2 separate regions of the Homo sapiens genome follow, and region 1 is linked to region 2. Evidence: chromatin contacts called from ENCODE Hi-C or POLR2A ChIA-PET data. All regions are on one chromosome and are shown on one strand. The core of a region is the stretch at or near the end of the contact, and the rest is flanking DNA. Distances in the headings are between cores, read along the strand shown.

Region 1 (2,700 bases), core at 65-2,564, 260 kb after region 2:
TTTGTAAATGAGTGAATGAATGAGTGAGTGAATGAATGAACAAATGACTAAGCCAGGTTTAAAACCCAGTTCTCGGGCCTACTTGACCATTTCCATGATACTAGGATACCCCCCTATGGATGCACAGATTTTCAAGAAAGAATAAAAGACATTAAGAGATTGTGCCTAGGCCATACGACATAACCTCCCACTTAATTTCATATAAATTTATGGCTGAACCAGTTTGGAGATTTGTTTCCAGAAAGTACTGATTTATTCAGTTGAGATCAATCATGGTAAATACAAGTCTTAGTGGGTAGGTAGTGCATTGCTGTGGACGGCTACCTACTACATGGCATTCACATTTGAGTTGACGGTGTTTTATGGTCTCAGCGGTGTAAGGCTGGATCAAGGTCAGGCTTTCTCCTCATAGAAGGATGTGTTGAAGGAGGTTGGAGAGCCAAGGAATTGGAAGACACCTGCATGATCCCTGCTGCATGCTGAGAGGGCCAGTGTCTAGAATCAGAGAAAACAGCAGGAGCTCTCATTCTTTCTGCTGGGTGTCACCTGCTCCTGGCCCTTTTACCTGCTCCTGCATCTAAGCACCAAAAGCCAGTAGGTTTCACAAGCTAAATCCCCCCTCCTGAGCTAACTTAATCTAATTCACTAAGAATGGGTTATAAAACACCAATACTCTATCAAAGACAGGGGCTTTAATATTATCTTGATCTTTAGGTTGCATTGACCTCAAACTGTCTTTCCCGGAATGTTGTGAAAACATGCTATACACACAAACACACATACTCATACATGTATATACCTAATTATTTTATTACTCAGAAAGCTATTAGGGTTAATGGAACATTTGACTCAAAGCATAGCCAACCTTAGCACTGACATCCTGCATATAGAACCTGCCTTTATGATTTCTTTTTCCTCTTCTCTTTACCAACACCCTCCCTCCCTTAGGAAAGGAACCTGGCGGGGGAACCAAGAGTTTGGATTGCAAAATTGAGGAGAGTGCTGAAACACCTGCCCTAGAAGACTCCTCATCATCCCCCGTAGATAGTCAGCAACATTCCTGGCAGGTTTCCACAGACATTGAGAACACTGAAAGGTAAGTGGGAAGTTACCCTGAATAGACTGCCAATCCTCCTCCCGTTAATGTTCTTAGGGGCCACAGAGAGACGAGGTTTTCTAGTTCAGATTCAGAAACAGAGCTTTCTTTGGTATGCCAGAGGAGCATAGTGCTGTCAGGGACCCTGGAGACTGCCTAATCTGCAGACAAGAAAACTGAGACAAGAGAGGGTAAGCAGTCCAAATCCTGCAGAGGAACACTAGCAACACCCACAGTAGGCACAGGCTCCCAGGCCTCTGCTTCTCCCACTCCAACACATTGCATCTCCATGGAAAATGAGAACAGTGTGCTGCCTTGGAGGGGAAAAAGTCTACATGCTGTCACAGTTCACCTACTGGGCTGGTACCCAAAATTCCCATTTGTTTAAGGGAGAAAATCCAAAATTACACAAAGATGCCTCCAGTAAAGTCTCGGGTTTCAGGTATATGGAACAGCCTGCTTAGCTGCCATTTAGGGGCTGAGCATTCTGTCCAGTTCACAAAGGGCTTCTCCCAGGGCCCCCTTCTCTTACTCTCCACAAGGTGGCTGATGGCCCCTCAGTGGTCAAAGCAAGTTAATGCATTTTCTTAACTTCAGTAGCTCACTTCTAGAGAGGCAGTTTCTTTCTTGAAAAGAAGAGACTCTACAGTGATTTTATTTTATTTAGGAAAAGGGAGTAATAATAATAATATTATAATAAATACCATGTCCCATCTAGATGCTAAAAATGACATTCTGCGAGGCAGAAAGATAAGCCTCTTGTTTATTTGCCTTTACACTGATATCTGTGCCCTTTGCTACTAATGTCCCCAGAGCTGGCACCAAGCAGCTGAATGAATACTGGGCAATTCCACTGAGTGTTCTGTGTGTATGAGGTTAAGTCACTGACAACATAATGAACATTTTATTTTTTTTTATTTTTAGAAATGTAACACACAATGGCATTTATAGCCATTGTGGTTCTACTTTCAGATTGTGATATAATTCTAAAGCTAATTACCGAATTTCTGTGTTTATAGAAAATTGGAGCATGTGGTAATTATGTGCTATTAATAAAACTTGGATTTTGTATAAGCTTGGAAATGCAACAATTCAAACAATAAAGCTGTTTGGCACCGTTTGATGGCACTATAGACAAATGATGAGGGAGTGATTTATCTTAATTTATAAAGTAGAAAATTCTTAGCTCTGTTCCCAGGGAAAAAAATATCTGCTGAAATGCCATATCAGGGCATAAACATCAGTGAAACCATTTTACTTTGCAGACCTTAGACAGCAGCTATATTCACGCCTTATAAGCTTATAAGAAGGGATGGCAGTAAGAGTAGGATAGTTAAGGCCCACAACGTTGGCAATGTTTCAGTTCAGCCTGAAAGCCCAGATTCTGGTCAAAGGAGATGGAGGTGGGCACAGTGGACCTGGTCCAGGATGTGGCTAACTCCGTTCTCCCTGGCTGTCTGCCTTGAGAGATCATGGGTCTCAAACTGGACTGCACAGTTAAGTCATCAGGAGGGAATTCTTAAAATACTGATGGCTGGGCCCCACTATAAGCCAACTGAATCAGGCTCTCTTGGGGTGAGACCTGGGCTTAAGGTGATTCTCCT
Region 2 (2,700 bases), core at 15-2,514:
TTCACAATAGGGTTCACTTCCTATGAGAATCTAATGCTGCCACTGATCTGACAGGCGGCAGAGCTCAGGCAGCAATGCTTATTTGCCTGTGGCTCACCTCCTGCTGTGTGGCCCAGTTCCTAACAGGCCATGGACTGCTACCCATTTGTGACCCAGGGGTTGGGGACCACTGTTTTAGACTACAGTTGTTTTAAGGTGAGGGACGATGTCCTATTTATCATTATATACTCTATACTGCTTGACATAGGAGCTACTCAGTAGATTTATGTTCTATGTGTAGGCATGTCAAAGTTGCACCAAATGTGAACTTGAGGAAGTTGTATTTGCTTGAGTAAAGAAAAAAATGTTGAATCTATTTTTGTCTTCACTGACTTAAAGAGGTGTGAATTGTATCAAATAGTATCAAAATACTACAGTATTCACTTGTCATTTTCTTGCCATTTTACTCAAATTAATTTCAAAATCCTATTTTCTTTTGCTTTATTCTAGAATTGAACAATGCCACAAAAACTTTCTTTACTAAAGAATATTTGAAAATAAAACAAAGCTTTCAGAAATCCAACTCTGCAAAATGGCCCCTACCAAGCTGCAGAAAAGCATTTCATCTTTTTGGAGGTAAGGAAATCTAACGCCAAAAAAAAAGTCTGGTAATTTTGTCTAAGGTCTGTTCTTAAAAGTAACTTCCTGCTGTCTCAGAAATATTAGGGGAAACATATTTCTGTATTAATCAATTTTAAATAAGGATTTTGCTAAGTATCTCCTTGCTGAAAACTACAGATGTACAAATGAAGAAAATGAAGACTATACAATAAGAGCAAATCCGAAGACTCATGACTAAATTGACTTTGCCATGCTATCACTGTTTAGTACATAGATAATGAAAATACGTCTCAAAAGTATCAGATTTGACAAAGTCATATTTATGGCAGCGGCAGCCCATCTGGAACAGCTGCTACTATGAAGCCAGCTGCAGTCGGGGAGGCACAAGCCAGGGCTGCACATTCCACAGAGCTGGCAGGAGCCAGGAACAGGTGGGAGCCCTGCCCCTTTCCAAGTTAGCAGGGTGGGAGCCCTGCCTACCCAGGCAAAGTTGCAGCCACCCAGCCATGGCTTCGGACCGAGACATCCTTGTACTCTTGGGGACTGGGGAAGCCCCCTTGCCCCTGCAGGCTCAGAAATGCCTACTCCTGCTGCCTGGCCTCTCCATGCTCCTGGCACCCACTCCAATTTCACAGCAAAGTTGAAGCCAAGCCCAGGCACTGTCGCAACCCAGCCAAGTGTGTACACTCTCAGGGCAGTCCTGACATGCCAGCCCCCTGCTGCCTAGGCCCACTCCAAACTCTGGGTGCTGACAAGCATGGGAGGAAGGCTGAGGGGAGCTGAGGGCAGCTCAGCGCAACCTGCATACACCGCTTGGCAAGAATAGCTTGGGCACTGTGGGCACCGTGGATGGCAGGTTGATGGTGGCAGGAGGCAGACAGGCTCCTGGGCAGAAAGGGGACAGGTCCCTGGTAAAGCCCCACCTTCTTCAAACCTGAAGACTGGGGGCTGGGCTGTCAGTTCTGTGGACCAGAGTGAGAACTTACAGTGCTTTTTCCAGGCCTGCCTATGGCCACCCATGAACCAGTCAGCATGCACTTCCTCCCCTCTTTAGCCCATAAAAACCCTGGACTCAGCCAGACTCAGGCAGACAGTGGGACAACCTACCTGACAATATGACCTGTGAGTCTCCTCTCCACTGAGGGCTGTAGAGACAGCGGGACAACCTGCCTGTGAATAGGAGATACCCACTGTGGGTCTCCTGAGAACTGTTCTACCACTCAGTGAAGCTCCTCTCCACCTTGCTTACCCTCCAGTTGTCTGCATACCTCATTCCTCCTGAATGTGGGACAAGAACTCAGGACCTGCTGAGTGGCAGGACTAAAAGAACTGTAACACAATAAGGGCTGAAACACACCCCCGCCCCATGCTCGCCACATTGACGGTGACAAGACAAGAAGAGCTGCAGCCCTTTGAGGAGCCCAGATGTAGAGATCCCTGAGCCAGGGCTGTGACACCCTCCTTGGGGTTCTGCAGTTCCTGGAGTCTCCAAGCTTCCAGGCACCACTGCATTTACCTCGTCCTGACTCGGGTGCCCACAGCAGAAGCCGCATGAAGTATATCTCATCCAGCCACAGCCACACACAGAGCCAACACCTGGAGCTCCCTGCCCCGCCACAGCAGCCAGCATGCCTGGCTGTGCACAGTGGCTGGACCTCACGCTTGCTCAACCACACACCCCTTGCCATTCTGCACCTGGCTTGCACTTGGCAGATGTGGGATCTGAGCCAGTAGTAAGAGCCAAGCACAGCCTGCCAGGCCAAGTGGGTTGAACTGGCCCAGCAGGCACAAGCAGTACTCAGGCAGAAGATGCCGTCAGCTACAGAGGTTTCTGGCTGGTGAAGTGACACCCTAGGGATCCTGTGACAATAGTTAACAAAGGCACCAGTACTCTGTATAAAGATTCCTAATAATGCGTTCATTAGCAGAAGCTCTATTTATTTAGTTTTAATATTTTATAGTTGTCCCACAAGTTTAAAACAAATAGAAAGTAACAGAGCCTTGGTGTCAGGGTGTCTTAGAGATGTGCAGTGGTCAAGGAATACCAATTTCTGGCTTTAGGTCTAAGTTATCAACATGACTTCAGCGATATCATAGGAT

What was found. Hi-C counts contacts between places; a loop is a spot of excess contacts on that map. ChIA-PET counts read pairs that join two places held with the same protein, here RNA polymerase II (POLR2A). Pooled maps may share reads with other maps.
Region 1: a pooled map of left cardiac atrium shows a loop between it and region 2 (2.4-fold over the local background). The contact joins two enhancer-like sites. A Hi-C loop is called at or near these places in 4 of 168 maps with a recorded cell type or tissue (Calu3, GM12878, PC-9 and 1 more) and 7 of 50 pooled maps. POLR2A ChIA-PET finds 5 or more read pairs at or near these places in 1 of 52 experiments (activated naive CD4-positive, alpha-beta T cell).

Annotation. Positions count from the first base shown.
Region 1 is chr5:64,593,762-64,596,461 of GRCh38, forward strand. It overlaps RGS7BP (regulator of G protein signaling 7 binding protein), which reads left to right. Exons shown (of 6, transcript NM_001029875.3): 4 at 949-1,096. Among named protein-coding and RNA genes, the nearest start is that of RGS7BP, 89 kb to the left of the region's middle. Within about 2 kb of position 1,315, at least 2 of the 41 ENCODE cell types and tissues checked have a DNase peak (open chromatin) inside an H3K27ac peak, as active enhancers do.
Region 2 is chr5:64,329,792-64,332,491 of GRCh38, forward strand. RNF180 (ring finger protein 180) reads left to right here. Exons shown (of 8, transcript NM_001113561.2): 7 at 490-615. Among named protein-coding and RNA genes, the nearest start is that of RNF180, 170 kb to the left of the region's middle. Within about 2 kb of position 1,265, at least 2 of the 41 ENCODE cell types and tissues checked have a DNase peak (open chromatin) inside an H3K27ac peak, as active enhancers do.